Regions from separate parts of the Homo sapiens genome. Here region 1 is linked to region 2. A link is an interaction called in ENCODE POLR2A ChIA-PET data of the cell type or tissue named here. Cell type or tissue: A673. All regions are shown on one strand. Links, peaks and the distances in the headings refer to the core of each region. The heading gives the core; the rest is flanking DNA.

Region 1 (16,571 bases), core at 6,925-10,924, 140 kb after region 2:
CACCTCGGCCTCCCAAAGTGCTGGGATTACAGACATCAGCACCGTGCCTGGCCAAGGTTGGTTTCTAATCCCACAGTGGACATCGGGGGACTTACCCTGTTTGCAATGGTGATAACACGATGAGTGGCTTCAGCTTCCAGCTGTTAGAAACAAAGGACAGGAGGAAACCAAACTTCACCATCTCCTCCAAGGATACCCACACCATACTCTCCCCTTCATGGAGCAACTGCACCCATAGGGGTTGGCTCGGGGCAAAGCCCGGGCAGAGGCACTAACCTCCAACTACCTTGGCTCACAGTGAGGGAGAATTCTAGGTCTTACAATACCAGGCACGCCCTTGCTGGATGCTACTTGGGGCTTAATTAAAAGGCAAGGAAACAAAAGTAAATAAAAACCCAAGGTCATGTCTCTCCTTGTTTTCTGGTGTATTCTCTCCATAGCCACCTCAGAACTGCAGCAAAGGAGAAATAGTGGCTGATTTGACTCCGGAAATTAGCCTAGATTAGGGTTTCTGCGCATGGTACTATTGGCATTTGAGTTGTATAATTCATATATATATATATATATATATATATACACACACACACACACACACACACACACACACACATATATATATATATATATTTTTTTTTTTTTTTTAGATAGGGTCTCACTCTGTCTCCCAGGCTGGAGTGCAGTGGCATGATCATGGCCCACTGCAGCCTCCACCTCTAGGGCTCAAGCGATCCTCCCACCTCAGACTCCTGAGCAGCTGGGACTACAGGCATGCGCTACCATGCTTGGCTAATTTTTTTTTTTTTTCCCAGACGGAGTCTTGCTCTGTCGCCCAGGCTGGAGTGCAGTGGCGCAATCTTGGCTCACTGCAAGCTCCGCCTCCTGGGTTCACACCATTCTCCTGCCCCAGCCTCCCGCGTAGCTGGGACTACAGGCGCCCACCACCATGCCCGACTAATTTTTTGTATTTTTAGTAGAGACAGGATTTCACCATGTTAGCCAGGATGGTCTCGATCTCCTGACCTCGTGATCTGCCTGCCTTGGCCTCCCAAAGTGCTGGGATTACAGGTGTGAGCCACCATGCCCGGCCCATGCTTGGCTAATTTTTAAAAAGTTTTTGCAGAGATGGAGGGGGTCTCCCTTTATTGCCCAGGCTGGTCATAAACTCCTGGGCTCAAGCAATCCTCCTGCCGCAGCCTCCCAGTGCTGGGATTACAGGTGTGAGCCACTGCACCCAGCCGAGTTGCGTAATTCTTTATGGTGGGGGTGTCTGCGCATTGTGGGATGTTTAGCAGTATCACTGGCTTCTGCTCGCTAGATGCCTGTAGCATCCGCCCTGCCCCCCAGGTTGGGACAAGCAAAAATATCTCTAGATATTGTCAAATTTCCCCTGGGGAGCAACATCTCCCCTGGCATAGACCCAGGGCCCTCCCACCTTTAACCAATAGATAATGGCGGTGATAATTATTGGTATTACGACCACAGCCAAAGCCTTGCTCTTTCCCTTGTATTAAGTAACAAAGAAAGTCTAGTGTGTGTGTCCACCCCTTGCTCTCTCCTGTTCTCACAGGCATACCCTCTGTGTTTCAGTCGAATCTGGTGTGTGTTTCTCTACCAATTCAGAAGTGCCAAACAGGACCTATATTCAAGGGCTCTGAAACACAGGCACTGATCAGGGCAGTGAGGGGGCACTCCTCAGCGGACCCACTCGTGGGCCAACTTGGTTTCTGGGTAATGGCAGTGCCACCACATCCTGTGTCCTGCTCCTTGTCCCTCGAGGCCTCCCCCTCAATCCCTCATGGATAACCAACCACCCATCTGCATTTTTAGGCTTTGAAGAAATGAGAAGTTTCTCCCCCTCTTCTAAAACAGTAGAGAATGTGTAAACAGGGTAATAGGGCAGGAATGCGTTATTCGTCTAATGTGGTCCCTCTAGAGCAGAATTCTTTAGCAGGGGGACTGTAGGGGATTTGTGTCAATGCCATGCAAAACTGTGCACAGGGATAAAGCCAGAGGGCAGGCGGAAAACAGCTTTGAATGACCATCTCAGCAGGTAATGAGGGGGAGGAGCATAGACTTGTATGTGTCTCCTGTTTTTGGTGGAAAGGGTCCAAAGCGGCAGTCCCCAACCATTTTGGCACCAGGGACCGGTTTCGTGGAACACGATTTTTCCACAGACCAGGACAGGGATGGGGCAGTGGTGGTGGGAAATGGGGAGGGATGGTTTCAGGATGAAACTGTTCCACCTCAGGACTGGGCACGGTGGCTCACGCCTGTAATCCCAGCACTTTGGGAGGCTGAGGTGGGTGGATCACTTGAGGTCAGGAGTTCGAAACCAGCCTGACCAGCATGGTGAAACCCCGTCTCTACTAAACATACAAAATTAGCTGGGTGTGGCGGTGCATGCCTGTAATTCCAACTACTTGGGAGGCTGAGGCAGGAGAATGGCTTGAACCCGGGATGCAGAGGTTGCAGTGAGCCGAGATTGCGCCATTGCACTACAGCCTGGGCAACAAGAGCGAGACTCCATCTCAAAATAAATAAAATAAAATAAAGAAAGAAACTGTTCCACCTCAGATCATCAGGCATTAGTTAGATTCTCATAAGGAGCGTGCAACCTAGATCCCTCGCATGTGCAGTTCACAATAGGCTTCACACTTCTATGAGAATCTAAGGCCACCACTGATCAGACAGGAGGTGGAGCCCAGGGGGCTCTCAGCTGGCCCGCTGCTCACCTCCTGCTCTGCGGTCCTGTACCGGTTCATGACCTGGGGGTTGGTGACCCCTGGTCCAAAGTATTCCTCAGATGCTCAAAGGAATGTCATCCCCCAAAGGCAGAGTTTATAGTTTGAAATTTCTTCTAACACCTGAAGGCCTTTTCAGTCTGTCTTTTGTCTCTTGATTCAGTTTTGGGCACAGCAACCCCAGGTGTGCTGACATTGTCTCCCCTAGATCCTTGAAATCAGAATCAAATGGAAATTTCACCCGTGGAGAAAATGATGCTATACACACACACACACACGCACACACGTATGTGTGTGCGTGTGTGTGCGTATATATATGTATGTGTGTGTGTGTATATATATATATATATACTCTATCACCTTGGCTGGATTGCAGTGGCATCATCACGGCTCACTGCAGCCTCAACCTCCTGGGCTCAGGTGATCCTCCTGCCTCAGCCTCCCAAGTAGTTAGCTGGGACTACAGGCATGCACCACTATGCCCAGCTAATTTTTTTTGTATTTTTAGTAGAGACGGAGTTTCACCATGTTGCCCAGGCTGGTCTTAAATTCCTGGGTTCAAGCCATCCACCCACCTCAGCCTCCCAAATGTTGGGATTACAGACATGAGCCCTTGTGCCTGGCTAATTTGTATGTTTGATGTCTCCTCCATCCTGGAAGATTCTGTCAATCTACATGAGAGACGCTGACAAAGGCTACAGGAAGTGTTTCTCACCTCCTCTGGACGGCTGATCTCGATTCCTTCTGGGCCTGTGATCCCCAAATCCAGTGCCTCCTTAGCACCCTGGATAACAGCAAGAGAAAGAAAATGGAGAGAATCACAGAGACACCGTGTAAGAAAATACTGAACCCAAGGGACAGTGAAATATGCTAGACACCGCCTGTTTCAATAGGCTTGCTTCTTTTCTCACTTCTGCAGTGTTCGTCTTCTAAAGAAGGCAGAGCATGCACAGGCCGCCCATGCAGTGGGGCTCTCCTGATTCTCACTTCATAATGACTGAACATATCTTGTTCTCTTAAAAATACAGTTAAGTATTATAACTAGCAACAGGCCTGGGACACCAAAGACAAGCACTCTTTACTGATTTCAAACTCAGAATTCCCTCTCTGGAAATCGAGACTAAGCTCTAGCTTCCAGCAACTGCTAGGCTAGCCCTTACCCCAAGACCTAGGAGAATGCACCAGAGGCTTATCCTTCCTGGTGCCATGAATAGATCTCTTTAATGTCTCAGATCCTCTGAAGAGGCCAAATGGGAAGCGGATTCTTATTTATTCTGTATATCAAATCTCATTAAAAATATGTCTGAGAGGTGCTCCAAATTCTCTGCTATAATGGAATTTAAATCTCATATCATTAGAATTAAGACATCATCACCTACGACTTAGAAGCCTTTTTGAACCATAAAAAGAGATTTGTTTTTTACAGACAGTAGTAAAGTTTGGATTTTCTGACCAAGATCTGACAGCTGGGGTGTCCACACCTCACACTTTAACAACTGATTTTGTCTGAATCCTGTGGGATCAGTGACGGGTGGTCAGGAATCCCCTGAGAACTAACTGTCTCCACTGGTGTCCCTCCATCCAATATTCTTGGCTGCAGACTTGCCTCGGCCACAAGCTCCCCATTTTCAGCATGGACGCGGGCGATTGCCCCAATGTCCTTGCAAGCGTGCAACACTTGGTACAGCTCACTGTCTCGAAGCATGTACAGGTCCTTGTAGGTCATGAACATCTGGAACGAGTTGACACCCTTCTCCCTCACCAGTGTCTCCATTTCTGCTTTCACCTGGAGAACAAGTAGAAGGGCAATGCTGCGTGAGGGCAGACACCCAAGAGGCCGACTGGCAGGCACCGGCCCAGCATGGGGGAGATGTGGGGCCTGCCCCAGCTCAGTCTGTCGGTTGACCCCCCACACCTCTCTATCTCACTTTCCTCCCACCCCACAGGCTGCTGTGAGGCCACCTGAGTAGATGGATGCGGAAGTACTGTGAAAATTGTCAACACGACACAGTTTAGGAGCCACATTGTTACCTTATAGGCACGTTTCTCCTATCACTTAGGCCTGTCCCCTATGTCTGTCTCCAAACCAGCCTTAATGGTAAACATAGGAATAATGATTTTAATTTCTGTGGGCTGTTGCCTGGCATTACAAAGAAGGCATACTAATGCTAAAAATCCAGAGGTCCTGGGAAAACCAAATTTAGGAACAAAGCTAAACATGAACAAAGTTATGAGAGTTAGGATATTCCTAACATTATTTGTACTAGGAAAAACATGGAAGCAACATTGGCCTGATAACAGGAAAATAAGTTCAGGTTCATCCACTTGGTAGAATATTAAGTGGCCATTATATTGCTGGTTCATGAACTTCATGGCAAAATAGAAAATGCTCACACCTATGCAAAATAGCTACTCTGTGAAAGCATGGATGAAAAAAGATGGGAAAGAAAGAAGTTTAACAGCAGGGATGGTGCTGGGGGTTACTGGATTATGTACTTCCTTTCTTTTCTATTTTTCACATCTATAATTAGAAACATTTATTTGATTATTATAAAACAGAATTTTAAATTCCTGATGCATGAAAGTCACCATAAGCTCCAGGAAATTAGGGAGGGTTGGCCTGGCTTCTGTGCTGCTGGGAACCTGAGAAGACCCTCTATTCTAGGCCAGCTCCAGGGGAAGTAGAGAGTGGCTCAGAGGTAGAGGCCTCTCACCCAGGAGAGTGTCCAAAAAGGAGACCCCCATTTGAGATAAGGAATGGCTGACATTCAGCGTGATCTGCACCTCTGGCCCAGAACCGGGAGGAGGTCTTCTATAAGTGCCAGGTCAGAAATAATGAAGAAACCGGGTGAGCCCCCAGCTCAAGGCTAAGACCCGAGGGCAGAAATATAGTGAGGCTTTAGGTTATCATCTGAGAAGGGTGTTAGGCCCTTTATACCAGGGCCTGCAACTGAAGAACTTCATAAAACTTCTTTTTTCTTTTTATGATTAAGAACAGAGTTTATTCGAGCTCAAAGCTTGAGGATGTCCACCTGGGAGCACAGATTCAAGCTGCCCTGAATATACACTCTGATTAGCAGCAGTTACAAGTGGGTTTTTGACGGAAAATGAAGAGGCAGTTCCTGAGTTGGTAAAACTAATAATGCTTATTATTTTTATGATTCTGGGGCACCCACCAAAGTACTGGTACATGGGGCTTAATAAATAATTGATGAAAGAATGAATATCCAGACTGCTACCCTGGGCAAAAAAGCAGAAAAACCCCAGAAACAAAGCCAAATCGAAATGCCTGTAGATTAGGAAGAGCAAGGAAGTGGGAATCCGGGGAGAGGAGTCTGGACTCTGACCCTGGGGCCTGGGCAGGGGGAGGACAGGAAAGCCAGAGGCCAGGGGCACAGACACAAAGGAGGCACAGAGGCTGAACTGAGAAAGGCTCAGGGGGTGCCAGCCTCAGTCACAGACCAGGACAGCCTCGATGCTTCTCAGAGCAGAAGCTGGGCCCCCAGTAGGAAAAAAGCATACCACATTCCTTTCATTCCAGACAGTACTGAGGCAGGATGGGAGCCTCAGTTCGGAGACCTCAGCGCAGTGTGGTGGACTCTCAGTACACATAGGATATGGGATATGACCCTCTGCACCTGAGCCCTGCTCAGGCCTCTTCTCAGCAGCACTGCCCATGACCTGTCAGTGGTGCCCTACATTCACACGAGACGGTAAGAGCCTCATGGTCAGAGCAATGAAACTGCATCCCCAAGGCCTGGGCTCTGGCCTTGGCCTCTCTGTGCCTGCCGGAAAATGGCTCATTAAGTTAAGCAGCACAAGCCCATCCGCTCCCCTTATGGAATCCCAAGTGTGTTTTCTTTTGGCATTGTGGGGAGCTAGGATGGTAGTGGGAGGGGTGCCCCACACAAGCAGGAGGCACTGCACCCCAACCAGCCCCTCTGCCTACAAGACCACTTGTGCCTTCTTCTGGGATCCCACCAGCACTGTTACCTTGGGTGCCCACCAGGTGATCCCCACGTGGAGGGCGTAATCACAGCAGACCTTGGGGTCGGCCAGACCTCGGCACTTCTCATAAGCGTCCACAAGGGAGGTCTCCTTGTCGGGCAGGACGTGGCCGATGATCATGGTGGTGCCTCCGACGAGTGCTGCCTGGGAAGACGGGAAAAGGCAGTCTCGTCACAGCCCTGCCTGCCCCCGAGTCAATGATGTGGTGAGACATGGTCCTCATGGTCCATTCAAAGACAGGCCCTGCCTCACAAGAGGCTGTGAGGACCAAGGGCAGCGAGGTTTGGGAAACTGTAAAGAGCCATGTGGAGGTGCGAGAGCCAGCGCGACCTTCATCATGACCACGGGTCCCCAAACCTGCTTCTTCCTCCGCCAGGGTTTCAGCTTGGCGCGCTGGAAAAACCACATCGTGGGTCACCCGACCTAAGGCCTATCTTCCCAATGAGGAGATTCTCTCCCCAAACGATTTTTAGCCAATTGACTCTATAGATAACATGATCAAATGTCTGCATGTAATATATAACATAATATAGTGTTGTATCATATAATAACATAATATTGATGGCATAATCAAATGTCTGTTTATATCATTTACTTAGTTACACACGTATATTTGAACCACGATATAGAAAATGTTAATTTGGATATATTGTTTTGTTTTATGCTCTCAAATTTCATGAAGCAATTTTGTTCAAACATTTTGCACGCATCTTCAACCTCAGGGTCTTTGTCTTCAGTTTTTCTAAGCATAGGGGCTTCATTTTCATCTATCTTGTTTGAGACAGGCATTTTTTAGATGCATGTGTGATTTATCAGTGAAAACGGATCCTATTCACAACTCCGCAAGATACCACTTTAAAAAGAAATTGTTAAAAAGCCTCACTCGCAATCATAGAGTGAACCCCCAGGAAAAATGACTAAATCTGTATTAGAGATTCCCCCACTCAACTTTTTAAAAGTGAATTTCATCAGGGGACTTCTGTGAAGTTCCAAAACTAGCATCGATCAAAGGCTATTTCAGGCTAATGTGTTGTTCCCAAACAAAACTTAAAATAGAATTAAAATAAGTGAGAGTGGGTGCAGTGGCTCACACCTGTAATCCTAGTACTTTGGGAGGCTGAGGTGGGTGGATCACTTGAGGTCAAGAGTTCAAGATGAGCCTGGCCAACATGGTGAAGCCCCGTCTCTACAAAAATACAGAAATTAGCTGGGTGTGATGGTGGGTGCCTGTAATCACAACTACTTGGGAGGCTGAGGCAGGAGAATTGCTTGAACCTGGGAGGTGGAGGTCGCAGTGAGCCAAGAATGCGGCATTGCACTCCAGCCTGGGCAACAAGGGTGAAACTGTCTCAAAATAAATAAATTAATTAAATTAAATAATTGAGAGTCCCATAACATGAGAGTCTTTGTGAGGGCTCTAAGACAAAGTGACTCTTTTTCTGGTGAGAAATGGTTTGAGTCCTTACAGTGCTTCACGGCTCCACGTTCAAGTCCCTGCTCTGCTCCCTCATGGTTGGAATAACCTCTGCCAGGTTACTTAACTTCTCTGGATGCAAAGTCTTTACCTACACAATAGGGTGGCTTCCTTGTTGGGTAGTTGTGAAGGTTAAGTAAAACATTGCTTATGGAACAGATGTGGTAAAAGTGTTGTCCTAACATGTGTGTTTAGTTACTCAGAACTTAGGTTTTTGTTTTTGTTTGAGACTGGGTCTCACTCTGTTGCCCAGGCTGGAGTACAGTGGTGCAATCATAGCACACTGCAGCCTCAAACTCCTGGGCTCAAGTGATCCTCCCACCTTGGCCTCGCAAAGTGCTGGGACTGCAGGCATGAACCACTGCACCCAGCCAGAATTTAGGTGTTTATCTGTTTTCTGTAGGGGAGAAAAAGAGCTCCATGAAATTGTCTTAATGGTTTCATGCTTCTCTATTCAGTTAAATCCTTGATCACAAATGAAAAATATTGCTGGGGAATAAGGGACTGAAAAAAAATTAGCTCAGTGGCCCAACAGCAATTAAAATGAAAACTCTCACAACCTTGATGTTCCATGACGCAGGCTGGGCCAGCGAGAATGTTCCCAGTCGTCCTGGGGAACTCAGTGGTTTGACTGCTTGCACAGCTTAAAGCAACCAACAGAGGGTGGTAGTTCTGTGGCACCTGCAGGAGCTGTGATGGGGGCGGCAGAGGAACCGGGAGAAGGAGAGCAGTGCAGATTGTAGCTTTACTAGCAGGCTTCTATTTCCGATTTTGCTGGATCGTGCCAGGCTGATTCATCCTCACAGCAGGTGGTTGTACTCTATTTTGTCCTGAAATGCATCTCTTGCTTTTACATGTGCACGTGGGGGTGTATATTGAGCTTTACACACTAAATTGTTTCATTTTTCTGTGGCTCTAGATTGCTTTCCTTTGCACTCCCACAGTACCTCTGCAGGCTTGGATAGGAAAAGAGGAACCTGGAAACAGCACAGTGAGATAAAAGAGCCAGGACCAGTCCTCATACTGTGGGTCCCAGGGCAAGAGGAGAAAAGGAGGATCATGTGCTGATTCTCTAAACACTCAAAAGTTAGATCAAGCTAAAAAACCATTACACAGAATATACTCTATCCTCCTACTCTGTCAAATACATCTTCATAAAGGCCAAAAGGGCCTGGCCCTTAGAATCCTCAAGTTCCTTAAAATTCTGAGCTACACTTCAGGGATAGTTGGCCTCAGCCTCTGTGCCTGCCCCCAGCCCACACGCGCCTATCCTGAATTGATCCTGCAGCCTGCAGACCTAAGCTCTGTCCACCTTCTGCAAAAATGCTGTCCTTGAGCCTGGTATGCACACATTGGTGGTCTGTCCCCCAGGAGGAGAGATTCGGGGTTTTGTAGGCTCTGGAATGCTCAGGGCTGTTTCTCAGGGAATTCTAGGGACCCAGAGTGTAGTTTAGGAATGGGTGAGTGGGGTCTGGGTAGACACAATCCCCAGACCTATGGGGCAGGGGTACAAGTTGTTGGAGGGCCCGAAGAGGACCCTAAAGTCCAGAGCCCTGGGAAGAGGCCCCTTTTGCCTGGGTCTAAGGACAGGAACTGAAAATAGTTCAGGAAGGAGTTGGAAGCATAGGAGGTGGTCTTGACTTTCCCACGTGTTGGTTGTAATCTAGGAGCAGCCACGTGCCCCCTGACCTGCACCTTACTTCTCAGGGGTCCCCAGAGGGTCAGGTGGCAATGGATGTGAGAGCATCTATGAGCTGGGAGGGGCATGCACATAAGTATCTGGAATAATTATTACCGCTGTTACCCCAAGGCCTCGAAACAAGAGTTTCACTGGATCAGCAAACTCTCCCCCAGCTGCAGGCTCGCAAGCCCACACCACACACTGATGTTCAAGCACTTGTTTCCTCTTAGGCAAGACATACATAGAGTTGGCTTTTTGAATATGTACCATTCCAACCCACAGGATGAATGCTGACAAGCTCTGTTTTCACAGGAAAGTGGTATCACAGATGTGACAGACCTTTTTAGTGTCATCCCCCACAAAACAGCCTTGTAGAAATCGGCAGCAAGGCACAGCCCAATTGTGTTCCCGAGGCTTTCAAAAGGATGATGTTTAAGAACATGTGATTGCTGAATGCTCATGACTTTTTACACAAAAAATGGTGTTGGTTAAGTACGCTGCAGAAGATCTTTAATGGAAGCCAATAAAAATGATGTTCACTAGAGACGGGGTTTCACCATGTTGGTCAGGCTGGTCTCGAACTCCTGACCTCAGGTGATCCACCTCGACCTCCCAAAGTGCTGGGATTACAGGCGTGAGCCACCACGCCAGGCCGAGCTATTCTTTTAAGGTAAGCTTCCTGACAACATGAAATAATTGGGGTTTTTTTTGTTTAGTTACGTTAGGTTTTGCTATATCCCCGGGCCAAATAGCATGTGACACAGGACAGCCATAGTATAGTGTGTTGCTCGTGGTTGGTGTCCTTTCATGCTTCTGCCCTGTCAAAGGTCCCTATTTAAAATGTGTTATAATACAAACAATACAAGGAAGCACATGGTGTACAAAATACTTATGTATTTATGAATTCATGACCAAATTAAATGTGAAACTTTATATTTAAAAAAATGATGTTCACGAAGGCTGTCAAAACACGGAAAAAGTTTTATACTGTAATGAGTGAAAAAGACTTGATTCAAAATGCTTGGAACCATGTTTAAACACACATACTCCCCACACAAGAAATAAAAATGCAAGGAAATAGACCAAAATATTAACAATGGTTTGTTTGTTTGAGACACAGTCTTGCTCTGTGGCCCAGGCTGGAGTGCAGTGGTGCAATCTTGGCTCACTGCAACCTCCGCCTCCCGAGTTCAAGTGATTCTCCTGCCTCAGCCTCCTGAGTAGCTGAGATTACAGGCACCTGCCATAATGCCCGGTTAATTTTGTATTTTCAGTACAGATGGTGTTTCACCATGTTGGCCAGACTGGTCTTGACCTCTTGACCTCAAGTGATCTGCATGCCTCAGTCTCCCAAAATGCTGCGGTTATCGACGTGAGCCACCACGCCTGGCCAACAATGGTTATTTTTGAGTGATGAGATTCTGAGGAATTTATTTTTTCTACTTCTCCAAAATTTAACAGAATATATGAGTTTTATAATGTACACTTCAGAATAAATTTGGAGGAAGTTAAAACTGCAGTATTTAAAATTTTAGCCATTCTTAATGTGTTTAAAATATTTTAAAGTTATGAAATATTTCAAACAGAGTAAAATACAGAAAATAATAAAACATATACCCATATTTCCACTACTCAAACTTAACAGATGTTAACATTTTTGCCATGTTTACCTCAGATGCTTTTTTTTAAAAAAAAAGAAATGAAATATTTCTGATACAACTAAAGCCCTCCATCCTATTCCCATCCCTCTCTTCCCTGAAGATGGCATACATTCCTCTCATCTATGTTTTTATGCTTTTACTATGTAAACACATAACATTTAAAAATTTATACAAAATTTATACAATTAAAAAAATTATACAAATAATATCTATCATACTGTCTATATTCTTTTGCAACTTGCTTTCATGTACTCAATATTATCTTTAAGATTTATTTATGTAGATTTATTTCATTCCTTTTAATTGATTCATTGTATAAACATGCCTCCATGTATGAATGCATTTCCAAGTTCATGGACATTTACAACTTCACACAGTGCTTGAGCATTCTTGAACGCATATGAGCAGAGACCTCATTCTAGGTGGACACTGCCAGGAAGCAGAATTGCAGCTTTGTAGAACATCCTCATCTCCAACTATTCCAGACCTGATCATGGAACAGCCGATCTCACAACAGCCTCCTTGAGCCTGGTGGCTGACCAAAAGTGCCCATTTATCAACCCAAGCCCTTATTTTTAAAAATATAAATGTTTAAAAAAATCTGTCCAGCCAAGCATTTCCCATTGTATAGGTGGAAATTTGTTTTTATCCTGACATCTCTCACTATTAAATTAACAGAGACATTAGGATCATTTGTTTAACCAACAGACACTGCACCATTGTATATTATTTGGAAGAATATGAAACATCATTTTACAATTTCAAAGTGTCGCTATTATTTTGTTTTTGACATTTATAACATACTACTGGGTAAAGCTGGATTTATTTGATGCTCATTTGTTCCCTAAGAAAACTCAGTATATTTAATGGTAATCCATTTTATGACACAGTTTCCAGGCATACACTTGGCAAGGCGCAGGAACCTGTACTAGAACTCAGTCTAAACCTTTTATAAACACCATCTTTATACTTCAGAAGTTCATCAGACCACCGTGGGGCTCATGGGGGTCTCCATATTGACCAGGGTCCTGCTCAGCAAGTTGGAAAGACATTTCAGATACTTGTGGCCCTTCAGATAAGATTTATTTGCTGACATCACGGCATTGGAGAGAACAATGCGTTGGTCACTTCCAGCTTTATCAGGACAAAGACCTTTGAAGATTCACTCTCTTACCATCTTCTACAGGACTGCCCTGCCGCTCCAATATGTTTTGCTGAATTTCCTGTAGCAATTGCTCCCCAGCAACCCTGCCCACAAGATTTGGTTCTCTTGCTTCAAGGCCAAGAACCTGGTCAAGGCACAAACTTTGCGCTCTGCTATTGAGAAGGCACTTGGGCTACAGCCAATTCATGGAATTTTTCATTGAGGAAGGGGAGAGACTTCCTAGAGCATATCTTCATACGAAAATATGCATGGAAAAGGGGTGTATGTTTGAGGAGGTGACTGGAATCAGAAAAGCAGGATCTACTATTACTGGTATGTATATAGATTAAGGCCAACTGAATCTTTATAGAGGGAACAATACTGCACTAAGAATCAAATGACGAGTGGATGTGCTCTGTAAACTGGTAAGCACAGTGCAAACATGTCTGCAGCTCTTAATGCTGCTGGAAAAGCTATCATTTGTTCGGATGGATCTGCCTCTCTTGGGATTGCTGAACCACTTCCTTTTCTTTTCACATTAAAATTATCTTCCATCTTTTATTCACATCCTCCCGAAGTACCAGAGGAAAAAAAAAAAATAACCAGCTCGGTAGTTTCTCTATTGCTCATGGTAACCTCCTTCACCTTCAGCGTTCTGTTGGCTACTTATTGGCCCTCTGGAAAGCAAGCTCTGAACATCACCATGGGATGTGAACAACCCCCAAAAAGGGTCCAAGCATTTCATCAAGTGAGGTGATGCATGTATGGTACCTGGAACCATGCCTGGCACGCAGGAAACACCTTTCCCATTCAAATCACAAGCCCACTGTCCAGGCCCACCCAGCTCCATGGGCATGTCGCCCATGCAGCTGCACAAGGCCCTACATTTAGAAGGGCTCTGCACTTGCTTTTTTTTTTTTTTTTTTTTTTTTTTTGAGACAGACTCTTGCTCTGTCACCCAGGCTGGAGTGCAGTGGCATGATCTCAGCTACTGAAACCTCCGCCTCCCAGGTTCAAGAGATTCTCGTGCCCCAGCCTCCCAAGTAGCTGGAACTACAGGCGTGTGCCATCATGCCTGGCTTATTTTTTGTATTTTTAGTAAAGACGGGATTTCACCATGTTGGCCAGGCTGGTCTCGAACTCCTGACCTCAGGTGATCTGTCTGCCTCGGCCTTTCAAAGTGCTGGGATTACAGGCGTGAGTCACTGAGCCTGGCCATTCCGTGCTTGTTTTAATGTTCTGCTGTCACCATCTGGAAATTCTTAATAATTTTTAAACAAGGAGTCTCATATTTTCCTTTTGCACTAGGCCCTGCAAATTATGTGGCCAGTCCAGCCATCAGCTTATCACCTGCGCTGGCCTGATGTAGGGGGATCAGGCCTTACACTGGGCTTCATTGTCAACTCAGCTAATTCACATGGGTGGGGGGTTGCTGAGGACACCTGACCACTTGGCCCTTTCTCTGATGATCCCCTTCCAGGCAGCTTGCATGCTGACCCCCACTCCATCCTCTTTGCACCACCCCCCAACCCCACACCCAACCCCAGCACCTTCTGTCAAATACTTCTTAAGAAAACAGCCTCTTCCAGGGCATCCGAGAGATGCATGATTTGTTCTCCGAGGCCCCACTCTCTGTCCCTCTGGCTACAAACAGCCCTCAGGCCTTATCTTGACTGATAATTTGCAGCCTGTTGAGCTCATCCTGAAGCTGACAGGTTTTTCCCTAAATAGCACATTTTTAATTGATTGCACTCCTAAACTTCCTTTTACTTTCCACTCCTACCTTCTGGGTCTACAGCCTTTACCACATCATCCAGGGCATGGTCCCACTTCCTGACCTTACTTTGCTCTCACTATAGTATCCTGACAAGAATCAGACATTCAGGCAGGCAGATCTACGTTTAAATTCCAGCTCCGTCACTTATTAGTTGTAAGATCTTCAGCAAGTTACTTAATCTCCTTGAGCTCCGTTTCTCCATTTGTAAAACGGAGATAGTAATACCTCCCTCATGGAGTTACTATGAGAATTAAATGACATACAGCATATAAGGCACCTAGCCCAGTGCCTGCACATAGTAGGAGCCCAGTAAATATTCATGAGGAACAAGAAGCATAATTTGTAGGTAGCACTAATGCGCAGACTATGTGCCCTCTATTATGTGTATCAGATGCTCCAGAAGAAGAAATGTAAGCATCTTAAGGAGCTTAGAGTCCAGCTGGGAAACAGGAAAGGAGAAAAGTTCAGTTTTAACAGAAATGACTTCAAAATACTATGAGACTACAAGGCAGCAAGAGATAGTATTCCTCGATGCGGATGGAGAGCAGCAAGTGCAAAAGCAGCCCAGTGGAAGGAAAGGTCATGTTAGGATAGGAAGGCTGTGAGTGGTGGATAGGCATGACTTGACCAGGCCAGGATGCTCCAAGGTAGGAAATGGTGTAGCAAAGTCGGGGGCACAGTTGGAAGACAGAGAACAGGCTGAGGTTCGGGCTGAGGCAGGTCTGATTAGGACCAAACTGTGGGGACTTTGATTAATCTGATTCCATCACATCGGCAAAGTTTGTCAACTTGTGTGGGTGGAGGTGGTGGTAGTGAGGGAGTTTAGGGAGTGTGAAGTTTAGGAGCACATTTGCAGAGAGGAGTCAGGCCACACTGCCATCCCTGGACATGTCTGGCCCAGGATGGGAGGCTGTCGGGGGAGCTGGGATGCACTTGATCTCTGCTGTAAGCCACGTGCAGCCACAAGCAGGCTCTGGGCAGAGGAAGAACATGAACACTGGACTTTGCAACATTACTCTGGCTGTAGTGTACAAGCTCAAGGGCAGTGTTGGGATGATGGACCTGACTGGAGCCTGGGTTGGAAGAGACATATGTGATTCATGTTTCTTGGAAGAAGCAGCAAGCTTTGATGACAGACGAGGAGGTGAAAATAAATAACGGGGGAGGTTTTATGCTTGGGTGACTGAAAAAATGGCATCAGGAGAGAGAAAATCAAATTTAGGGGGAAGGGAATTTTTAGACACATGGAGATAGAGCTGATTAAGAGACATTCAAGTGTTGATGAAAATTGCTAATAATTAACATCATCAAACACTTCCTGTGCCCAGTTTAATTCTCCCCCAAATAGGGGCCATTATTATCCTCATTGTTCAGATGAGGAAACTGAGGGCTCATATTCTCATCTATTAGGCTGGAGGGACCTTCTTCCCATTCATTCAGGAGAGGGGTGGCTAAAGATGGAGGTGATCAGAGGAGACTGAGAGGAGAGCTGAGGAAGCACAGGTCCTTTGTCCCAGACTTCTTAGCAGAACAGGAAATAAAACCAAAATCCCAGATGGAAGGTTTTGGGGGAAATCAGGAGTGTTGGTCTGAGCCAAGGTGAGGCTTAGGAAAACCATTTGGAAAATGCACCGCAGAGTCAACCAGAGAGGCAGTAACAGGGCTTGGCTGAAGTTACCATGCTGTTGTAATGGGCCCACTCTGAACCAGGAGCTGGGGCACAGAAAGCACTCTGGAAGAGCTGAGGGGCTGGGAGCCCAGGGGTCAGGGATGGCCGACAAAGGGGTCCAGGCAGAAGTCCAGCACAGCCACAGAATGGGAAGGGGTCCCAGGGCATGCTGAGTTTGGTTTGGAGCTCAGAGCGACATTTGCATTACTCGGTTTGTTAGAAATGCAGTTCAATTCTCCGATGGTCCATGGAGGCAGGGCAATGGTGGGAGAAGCCTGAACTCTGGAGCCTGACAGACCTGGATTTGGTTTCTGGCTGTGTCCCTGAGGAGTCCCCTGGTCTTTAGTAAGTAGGCCTGGCTTGGGTGGATGGGGTACCATTCCCTGCAGGAGGTATCCCTGGAAGAGGAGTGGGGT
Region 2 (10,832 bases), core at 1,690-5,689:
AGACCTTTCCCGATTACCATGACAGCCTCTGGTTTGTCTCCAGAGGACAAGAGTGAGCAACTGCTCCCTAGGGAACAGAGGAAACTGATCAGGGTAGGGGTCACAGAGAAGAGGAGGTAACTTCCAAAGGATCAGGGTTTCTTAACCTTGGCACGTTGACAATTTGGGTTGGATAATTCTTTATCGTGGGGAGTAGTCTTGTGCATTGTAGGATGTTTCGCAGCATCCCTAGCCTCTAAACAATTTATGCTGTTTCCTCATCTCCCCCCTCCTCAGTGTAACAACCAAAAATGTCTCCAGATGTTGCCTGATGTCACCTGGCAGCAAAATCACCCCTGGTTGAGGCTCTAGTCTGGTGGTCCAAGGGGTGGAGCAGCAACTCCAGGCTAGAATCGGAACGCACCCAAGCTTAACTCCTGTGTCAGTTTATACTGCCGCAATCATATGTTTAGCATTTGAGGATCAAGTCAGCTCTACCCAGGACTGGTGGGTTCAGTGCTACCCATTGAGGAGAGTTGACAGGTTGGGAGTAGGGGTCTTTGAATGAGGTAGAACATGTTGGACTAGAGTCTTAAAATCATTCCCATCCCTTTCTTTATATAGCTGGGTCTATAATTTAAAGGAGAAGAGATGGCTTTGTGTGAATGATACGGCTACACACAGCATTTAGCAGTGTTGACAGGAGAAAGTACCGTCATGCTTTTTTCATTCTCCTGTTTTGTCTAGTGTTGCCCAGCTCCTGGAGTCAGGGAATTTGCATAAGTAGCATTTTGCAGGTAGACAAAAGTCTTCAGGTTCCTCAACTGATAAAATGAGATTAAGTGTGTAGAGCAGTGCCTGGCACATAGTAAATGTTCAGTAAATGTTAACTATTGTTTTATTACACAGACACATTAATAAATTCCAGCTTCCTATACAAAGGCACCAGTGTTAGAGGTTTAGGATACCAAGAGGATAAGTGATGCCCCTGGTCTCCCAACTAGGCTTAAAGAACCTGGCCTGGCCATGGAGGAGGCTGGCAAACCCAGATTTCAGTGGCAGTGGGTACAGACCTGGTATGTTGAATGAATCAGGCAGTAGACAGGAGCCCAGCTTGTGTGAGGAGGCTGGGCCAGAACTAGTAGGAGCTGGGGATGGAGCGAGGCTGCCTGCAGGACGATGGTTCAGGGGCTGCTGCTGCCGTCTCCTGTCCTGGCTTCGGGGCTCTGAGTGGAAGAGATACAAGCAGATAAAAGGGCAAATAAGTGGGGCACTATGAGGCAGCCTTCACTGACCTGCTGGCTTCCGTGGTCAAAAGATGCCAGTTTTCAAGCTTGTCATCAGACCCACATCCCTCTCCTGAAGTAACTATTAATATAAGATGGGTAGAAAGACCTACTATTTATTACAGTTATCCATTCTCCACCAGCCTTCATCCTGCTAGTTTTTTTTTTTTTTTTTTTTTTTAAAGGTTTCCACTCTGTCATCCAGGCTGAAGAAGTGCACAATGGCACGATCATGGCTCACCGAGCCTCAGCCTCCTAGGCTCAGGTGATCCTCCCACCTAGCCTCCTGAGCAGCTGGCACTATAGGTGCCCGCCACCATGCTCAGCTAATTTTTTTTTTGTTTTGTTTTTGAGACAGAGTCTCGCTTTGTTGCCCAGGCTGGAGTGTGGTGGTGCGATCTTGGTTCACTGCAACCTCCGCCTCCCGGGTTCAAGCGATTCTCCTGCCTCAGGCTCCCGAGTAGCTGGGATTACAGGCGCATGCCACCATGCCTGGCTAATTTTTGTATTTTTAGTAGAGACAGGGTTTCACCATGTTGGTCAGGGTGGTCTCAAACCCCTGACCTTCTGATCCACCCGCCTTGGCTTCCCACAGTGCTGGGATTACAGATAGGTGTGAGCCACCGCGCCCAGCCTAAATTTTGTATTTTTAGTAGAGACGGGGTTTTGCCATGTTGCCCAGGCTGGTCTTGAACTCCTAGGCTCAAGAGATCCACCCACCTCCGCCTCCCAAAGTGTTGGGATTACAGGTGTGAGCCACCGCACCTGGCCAGTTTATTCTTTTGGCAAAGAAGTTACTGAGCTTGGCTAACACAGCTTTCCTTGGTTCCCCTCTTACCACTGATTGCTTCTCTTCCAGCTGTTCTTCCTGCCCCTTAAATGTCAAGTCTTCCCCACCATTCTGTCCTTGGGCCTCTCCTGCTCTACTTACTCTTAAACTCCCAAATCACTCTGTAGCCCTTTTCTCCTGAAATCCAGCTCTAATTGTCCACTGGAGATTTTTTTCCCAAGAAAGTCCCCTTGACAAAACAAAACTCATTCTCTCCCTTTCTTTCATTCTCCCTGTCTTCATGCAAAACCCAACTGCTAGAAACCTTGTTTCATCTTTCTACTATTCCTCTCTTAGATTTGCATTTGTGTAATCAAATCCTACAATTCTATCTCTGCATTCACCTGAGGTTTTTTTTTTTTTTTTTTTTGGAGACAGGGTCTCACTCTGTCACCTAGGCTGTAGTGCAGTGGCATGAACATGGCTCACTACAAACTTGACCTCCTGCATCCCAAGTAGCTGGGACAACAGGCACACGCCACCAAGCCCAGCTAATTTTTAAATTTTTTGTGGAGATGGAGTCTCACCATGTTGCCCAGGGTGGTCTGGAACTCATGGGCTCAAGCGATCCTCCTGCTTCAGTTCCCAAAGTGCTGGGATTACAGGTGTGAGCCATTGCACTGGGCTTGAAGATCTAAAGGATGAAGTCTAAACTTTTGAACACTACACATTCAAAGCCTTGCCCACTATAGTTCCAGTCTGCAAATCCTTAGTAGGATGCTGATTTGATCCTTCATACCCTCTGCTATAGACCCCATGGCTACTAGTTGTGTGTGGTTCCTCTGGAACTGTTTCCTTTTCTAGTGAAACCATGACCATCTTTCATGTCCCATCTCAAATGTTACCTCTCTTACTTGAAGCTTACTTGACCATTACAGGCAACATTAATTGTTCTCTTCTCATTACCTTCATCCTTTGTTTGTGTGGCTAGTAGTTCATGGTTTCTGTTTAATTAAGTTAGTATGTGTAAAGTACTTAAAGGCACATACTACTCAATAAACATAAGCTAATATTTTTTCTAACTGGAACTTGAGTTTCTTGGGAGTAGGGACTTTGTTGCCTCCAACACTATATATCCCAGTGCCTGTAAAATGCTGCCTGAAAAACCAGAGACCTTAATCAATGTTTTGTTTACTTGAACAGCAGACACCATGAGCTGGATCAATCATCTGTGGGAGTCTAAAGGCATACAGTTATATCCTTTGGGGCAGCTGTCTCTGGTCCACTCATGTCTCGAGACTTATTACTACAAGTTCTGAAGGGTGGGGCCCAGGGGGACAGATGGTAAATGGATGGGGTAGGGAGGCTTGCAGCTTTGGCGTGTCCTTCCTCATCACAGAGGAACAGCAGGTGCCAAATGCTCTCAAACTGATGGGCTATTAACTTTTCATAGAACTGAATTCACCAGAGGTGCCAGCATGCCAACTGACCATTAATAAACGTGTTGGATATGAAAATCCTCTAACTTAAGAAGTGACAGTAACTTCATCTTCCCAGCCACACTGGGAATTAGCAGGCAGTGACAAGAATACTTTTGAAAGGTCCAAACCAGGTCAGGCACGGTGGCTCACACCTGTAATCCCACCACTTTGGGAGGCTGAGGCAGGCGGATCACTGAGTTCGGGAGTTCGAGACCAGCCTGACCAACGTGGAGAAACCCCGTTTCTACTAAAAATACAAAAAATTAGCCAGGCGTGGTGGTGAGCGCCTGTAATCCCAGCTACTCCAGAGGCTGAGGCAGGAGAATCACCTGAACTCGGGAAGCGGAGATTGCAGTGAGCTGAGATCGGCCACTGCACTCCAGCCTGGGCGACAGAGTGAGACTGTCTCAAAAAAAAAAAAAAAAAAAAAAGGTTCCAAACCAAAATGGAAAAAAAAAAAATTGAATGGAAAAAAAAAATCGATACTTGTATGAATAAAGAAGAAAGGGAGAGATCTCAGGATGGAAGCTACTCTATTATGAGGAGATATGCTGGGTACCAATTATAGGTTAAGACGGTGGTCAAGAGTCAAAAACGCCAGGCACGGTGGCTCATGTGCCTTGGGAGGCTGAGGCGGCTGGATCACTTGAGTCCGGGAGCTTGAGACTAGGCTGGGCAACTTGGTGAAACCCCATCTCTACTAAAAAAAGAAATACAAAAATCAGCCAGGTGTGGTGGTGTGCACCTGTAGGCCCAGCTACTAGGGAGGCTGAGGCTGGAGGATCACTTGAGCCAGGGACACGAAGGTTGGAGTGAGCTGTGATCACGCCACTGCACTCCAGCCTGGGTGACAGAGCGAGACTGTCTCAAAAAAAAAAAAAAAAGTCAAAAACAACCAGATGTTAGGGGGCTAGTGAGAGTTGTTGGCACAGGTTGCCAATAGGATAACAGAAGTCAAGACTCGTGGCCATAGTCAAATAACCTAAAACATTAGCTACCACCAATGACAGAGATAGTCTAGGGCCCAGAGCCAAGTAATTCTGTGATTAAAATGGATGTCAGGATGATGTCCAGCTGACAGTGCACAGTAGGCAGAAATCATGAACTTGATAGAGGAAATAGTTTAGATAATTTGAGAAATATCTACACACACAGGCATGCTGAAACCATATTAAGGGACAAACCTTCACCCTACCCCAGGAAAGGGTAAAAGCAAGTGAGAAAGAACAAGCAAGAGTGCAAGAGTGATGTGATCAGCTCTGCTTCCAGAGGTTATGAAATGGTATCTTATGGCAACCAGCCAGATGTTCCATTTTGGGGGTGGTAGGATAGTACTGGGCAAAGGTCTAAGAGGTCTGAGGGGAGACTGATCTCCCCTTGAATGAGTCAGAATGGGTGTTCTAAGGTCTCACTGTTTACAGCAGCAGTTACTTGACTTGTGCCAAGGTCCTGTGTGTCATCCTCCCTGAACGTCTTTGGAACCGTCCCTAGCACTCCAGATCTTAGTGAATCCCTGGGACAATCACAGACCTGATTTATGCCCTCTGAGGGGTAGAAAGGTGGGACAAGCATTCTTTTTTTTTTTTTTTGAGACGGAGTCTCGCTCTGTCGCCCAGGTTGGAGTGCAGTAGCGCGATCTGGGCTCACTGCCAGCTCCGCCTCCTGGGTTCACGCCATTCTCCTGCCTCAGCCTTCCGAGTAGCTGGGACTACAGGCACCCACCACCACACCTGGCTAATTTTTTGTATTTTTAGTAGAGATGGGGTTTCACCATGTTAGCCAGGACGGTCTCGATCTCCTCGAGACCTCGTGATCTGCCCGCCTCGGCCTCCCAAAGTGCTGGGATTACAGGCGTGAGCCACCACGCCCGGCCGAGACAAGCATTCATTTGGTTCCCAACTTCTTGCTTTTTATTCATTCAACAAATACTTGCTGTTCACTTACTAAGTGGCAGGCAGAGGACTAGATGCTAAGGGCATAAGTAGATGTGTTAGGAGACACTTCCTGAAGCTTTTGTTTGCAGTGGAAAAAGTAGCCTTAAAGCCCTCTTAGTTCCTCTGTCTTCTACCATCACTGAATCCTGCCCCCTTTTCTAATACTTATCTCTCTTTTCCAGATGCTGGTATTGGCTCTGGTCATCTCACCCCGTTTCCTGTCCAATATGTACAGTTCACAGACAGTGTCTTACACAGTCTTACGTTTATTCCCATTTGTAGAAACACACAGTTGTTGCCATTGTCTCAGTTAAGCTCATAATCATTGTTCTCAAGACATTTCAGCTACTGCTCTCTTCACCTAATATCCTTGGTGACGGGCTTGGCCTTTTGCATACCCACCTAGGTACACAAGCTTTTTGTCCTCTCCACCCACCAGCTCTGTTCCTGCTCCTGGCTGTCATTTCTCACTTTGGGAATGTTTCTGTCAAACTATGTCTTACCTATTTTTCAAATTATTTCTTAACTGAACATTCTTTGGCTAATTACTCTTGTGTTTATCCACCACAGTAGTTCCCCAAACCCTCAGGATGTTTACAGTGTTTGTGCGCTCTCATGTTGTATTTACTGTCCTGTTTCCCCTATTAAGTTTCAAGTCAATCAACCAGGAATTACTTAGTACTGACTGTGCATATTTTCTATTGGTAGGGGGAAGTAACAGAGAAATAGAATACATGTCCTTCACCTCAGGGGGCTCAATGCAGTGTTGTGCATTGGAAGCGGGGCAGGGAGGATGTCAATAAAATAGTGATTAAAAAGTGCCTAGCCGGACGCCATGGCTCATGCCTGTAATCCCAGCACTTTGGGAGGCCGAGGCGGGTGGATTGCCTGAGGTTGGGAGTTCAAGACCAGCCTGACCGACATGGAGAAACCCCGTCTCTACTAAAAATACAAAAAAAATTAGCGGGTGTGGTGGTGCATCCCTGTAATCCCAGCTAATTGGGAGGCTGAAGCAGGATAATCACTTGAACTTGGGAGGAGGAGGTTGTGGTGAGCCGAGATCATGCCATTGCACTCCAGCCTGGGCAACAAGAGTGAAATTCCGTCTCAAAAAAAAAAAAAAAAAAAAAGGCCTAGATGGGCACAGTGGTTCATGCCTGTAGTCCCAGCACTTTGGGAAGCTGAGGCGGGTGAATCCGCCTGAGGTCAGGAGTTCAAGACCAGCCTAGCGAACATAGTGAAATCTTGTCTCTACTAAAAATACAAAAAATTTGTTGGGCGTGGCGGCGGGTGCCTATAATCCCAGCTACTTGGGAGGCTGAGGCAGGAGAATCGCTTGGACCCAGGAGGCAGAGGCTGCAGTGAGCCGAGATTGCACCATTGCACTCCAGCCTAGGTAACGAGCGAAACTCTATCTCAAATAAAAAAAAAAAAGAGGGGCCTAGAATATTCCAGTGACAACCTAGAAAAAGCTCTTTACTATTTCCCTTTGTAGTCAGGAAAGGAGAACTTAGGATGCTGATGAAGGAATTCCCAGGAACTATGAGTTAAGAGCTAGAAGAGGCTGACCAAAAAAGAATGAGGTTGGGTGCAATGGCTCACGCCTGTAATCCTAGCACTTTGGGAGGATGAGGCTGGTGGATCACCTGAGGTCAAGAGTTCAGGACCAGCCTGGCCAACATGGTGAAACCCGTCTCTACTAAAAATACAAAAATTGGCCGGGCACAGTGGCTCACGCCTGTAATTCCAACACTTTGGGAGGCCGAGGCAGGCGATCACGAGGTCAGGAGTTCAAGACCAGCCTGACCAACGTGGTGAAACCCCGTCTCTACTAAAAGTACAAAAATTAGCCAGACGTGGTGGCGTTTGCCTGTAGTCCCAGCTATTCCGGAGGCTGAGGCAGGAGAATCACTTGAACCTGGGAGGCAGAGGTTGCAGTGAGCCAAGATCGCACCACTGCACTCCAGCCTGGGCAACAGAGCAAGACTCGGTCTCAAAAAAAAAAAAAAAAAAAAAAAATTAGCTGGATGTGGTGGCATGCACCTGTAATCCCAGCTACTCGGGAGGCTAAAGCAGGGGAATCGCTTGAACCCAGGGGGTGGAAGGTTGCAGTGAGCTGAGATCACACCACTTCACTCCGGCCTGGGTGAAAGAGTGAAACTCTGTCTCAAAAAAAGAAGGAAAGGAAAAGAAACAGAAGAAAAACTTTAAGCAGATTTACCATGGGAAACTAGGCCACTGGAGCATGAGAAGATACAAGTTGGAACAGCTGTGCAATCTTGGAGAAACCACTCTTAAATAGCCTCAGTTTACTTGTTGGAAAAATGGAAACAACATCCATCCCATAGCGTCTTTGTGAGGATTAAATGAAATTTATATATATGATATTATCTTGTTCACTGTTAAATGCTATGTAAACATAAGGCATTATTATTATTTTTCAAACACAGTGCACAAGTGTCCTTTCCTGATGAAGATAGACTCTCAAACAATGGGGCCTGGAAGCAGATAATCAAGTTGCCTGTCAGGGATAGAATATCTCAATGGTCACAGCTGGTAAGGACCATTGCCCTCTCCTCCATGGCTTCTCTCACTAGCAGTCAGATTTACACAGCCACTGACACAGCACATGTCTGGTCTGTACCAACAGCTAGGGTGCAAGCTGGGAAAAGCTAACAAGGATGAGTATGCTGGAAGACCAGCAAAGCTCTTAGCCCCAGCTGACAAGCCTCCATACTCTGGGCAAGACTTCTGTAGTGCAGAGGCCAGTACAGTATTGATTTGTGGTTTAGCGTATTTCCAGAAGTGGCACTATAACAATCTCTCCCCCTCCGCAATCCAGGTTACTCCCGTTAATTTTCTCTTCTTTTTCCCTAAAGGCCCATCTGTTTCTGGTATATAATTTTGACCCAGAATCTTATCAGGCAGGGTCTCATCAGGCAAAACCTGGGGGTTACTAATGCACAGTTAAGCAACTGTGCTCACTGCTGGAAAGAGCTAGACTGCTGCATTTTATACCTAGAAAAGAAATTGTCTGCAGTTGTTCCATTTTTCTTTGGAAGAGTTAGAATCCTTCTGATATCACTTTCTTTTCTTTTTTTGAGGCAGAGTCTTGCTCTGTTGCCCAGGCTGGAGTGCAGTGGCACGATCTTGGCTCACTGCAACTTCTGCCTCCTGGGTTCAAGCGATTCTCCTGCCTCAGTTACCTGAATAGCTGGGATTACAGGTGTGCACCACCATGCCTGGCTCATTTTTGTATTTTTAATAGAGACGGGGTTTCGCCATGTTGGCCAGGCTGTTCTTGAACTCCTGGCCTCAAGTGATCTGTCTGCCTCAGCCTCCCATAGTGCTGGGATTATAAGCATGAGCCACTGCACCCAGCCCGGTATCACTTCCTTAATGAGCTCTGAAGCCAGGAAAAATTTCAGCCCATAAAGACCACAGATAAGATTCCCCATCATTCTACAGTACTGCAGTTTGGATTCTGAGGACATTCCCTTAACTGCCCCCATGAAGACAGACTGACATTGTCCGTGACGTGGAGGCTCCATGTCCTGTTTGGCACTGCTTCAGCTAGTGTTTCATCCTTGGAAACTTCCCTGGCTCCTAGCATGCACTGAAGCCCAGATACCCAGACTTCCCCCTCTGGCCACACACAATACCGCTCTGGAATCATGCCGCAGGGAACACCAAGGTCGTAGGAGAGGCCACAGGTTCTGCTACAAACTAATTTTATTGATTCACCCCTTGGTCCTGGGCCAACAGTATATCTTCAAGCTCTTACTTCCCCCAGCAATGCCCCAGACAACCGAACACATGTTGCAGGGGCTCCCAGACTGGCTTACCTCTGACGGGGCCCAGCACCCGGTGGGTGACCTTTTGGGTACTAGAGCCCAGGCCTGGCAGCCCTGCAGGCCGACTGCCATGAAAAGGAAAGCTGGGGGAATTCTTCATCTGTGGAGAATTTTGTTGGCTGCTGCTGCTACCACCGGCACTTGTGCCGGTGCTAAAACTTCGTGCCCGACTCAAGGTGTTTTCGGAGCAGGAGACAGGCAACCCACTGCAAAGAAGCAGATGCCAGTTAACCCGGGCCAGGAAGGTTGTGTCCTAAGGCTTTCCCTAGGATCTGCTGCTCAGTAAAGCTTCACCTCTGGGGTAAAAAGGCACAGGGACCCATCCCAAGGAAGAAGTGAGGAATTCATGTCCGTGGATGAAGTATCTAACCTGGGGAATACCAGCTAATCTCAAAATGTCTTAAGGGCCATCCCTGAGCAGCTTTATCTCCCAATGAATTTCACCCCTACTGCCTTGGCACTGACCCTTGAACTCCCTTCAGTCAGTCATTCACAACCCTTGGAAGCTGAGGCCTGCCCCACTGCAATTATATTTGATTTTGTACAGGGCTCTGCAGCAGTGAATCCCAAGCCTGATACTCAGATCTCTTAGGTGTATGTAGCTCAGAATAAAAGGGAAGAGGATCCCATTCTAAAAGAATAAACTAATCTGACTAATTTTAATTTACCCTGAAGATATTTGCCATTTGGCACTTTGAGGAGGATGGAAGGAATATAAATCCCTTGGAACTCCTAGCTCTAGAGCCCTGTCCCACTGTCCTACCCTTTCTCCCTCCTATTTTGCTGGCCTTACTTGTGACTTTTGGGTGGAGTTCGAAGGCCCCTCTTCTTGTTGACACCCACATTCAGAGTGCTGCTTAGGCCTCGGCTGTTGCGTACATGTTTCAGCATCCAGGCCCGTAGATTAGTAAGGCTGCTGTGCTCTGACAGTACAATTCGGGGCCACGGATTACATTCCGCCATGTCCAGGGCTGCAATGGCCATAGCTCGTCCCACCTGTGGGGTAGTCCAGTTTGGCTCAGCATGCTGGTCCTCCCATCCAGGCTGCTACCTTGGGGTGGGTACACAGCACAGTGGAAGGGAAGGAGGGGCCAGACCTATAATTTGCTCATTGGATGCCCTAACCTTTGTGCCCAGGCTGTTTATTGCAAACGGATTTGGAGCTGTTCCCTAAACTACCGCCAATTTGGGGGCCCTCTTCCATTATGAGGGGCAAAGTGTGTCCTTTCTTTCTGGCTGGTGCCATGAAGGAATTCTCCTAGCAGGAAAGGGGTTTGAATCCCTTCTGTAACCTACAGATCTACTTTTTTTTTTTTTTGAGACGGCATCTTGATCTATTGCCCAGGCTGTAGTACAGTGGCGTGTGATCTCGGCTGACTGCAACCTCTGCCTCCCGGGTTCAAGTGATTCTCCTGCCTCAGCCTCCTGAGCAGCTGGGACTATAGGCATGTGCCACTATGCCCAGTTAATTTTTGTATTTTTAGTAGAGATGGGGTTTCACCATATTGGCCAGGCTGGTCTTGAACTCC

The links. ChIA-PET counts read pairs that join two places held together with the same protein. Peaks named below come from ENCODE experiments on the same cell type or tissue, not always from the same donor. Only the 100,000 strongest peaks of a DNase experiment are listed, where the experiment ranks them.
Region 1: POLR2A ChIA-PET joins it to region 2 with 6 read pairs; 4 of 35 experiments call an interaction of 5 or more read pairs at or near these places.

The regions. Positions count from the first base shown.
Region 1 is chr2:26,915,209-26,931,779 of GRCh38, reverse strand. DPYSL5 (dihydropyrimidinase like 5) reads right to left here. Exons shown (of 13, transcript NM_020134.4): 3 at 6,735-6,893; 4 at 4,348-4,527; 5 at 3,457-3,525; 6 at 96-140. Among named protein-coding and RNA genes, the nearest start is that of MAPRE3, 47 kb to the left of the region's middle. In A673, for the core only: a CTCF peak has its summit at 8,876 (motif pointing right); a DNase peak (open chromatin) is centred at 8,939; H3K27ac peaks cover 771 bases.
Region 2 is chr2:27,057,867-27,068,698 of GRCh38, reverse strand. AGBL5 (AGBL carboxypeptidase 5) reads right to left here. Exons shown (of 15, transcript NM_021831.6): 10 at 10,097-10,299; 11 at 9,295-9,509; 12 at 1,053-1,205; 13 at 1-67. Among named protein-coding and RNA genes, the nearest start is that of OST4, 8.4 kb to the left of the region's middle. In A673, for the core only: no CTCF peak of the experiment used is centred there; no DNase peak of the experiment used is centred there.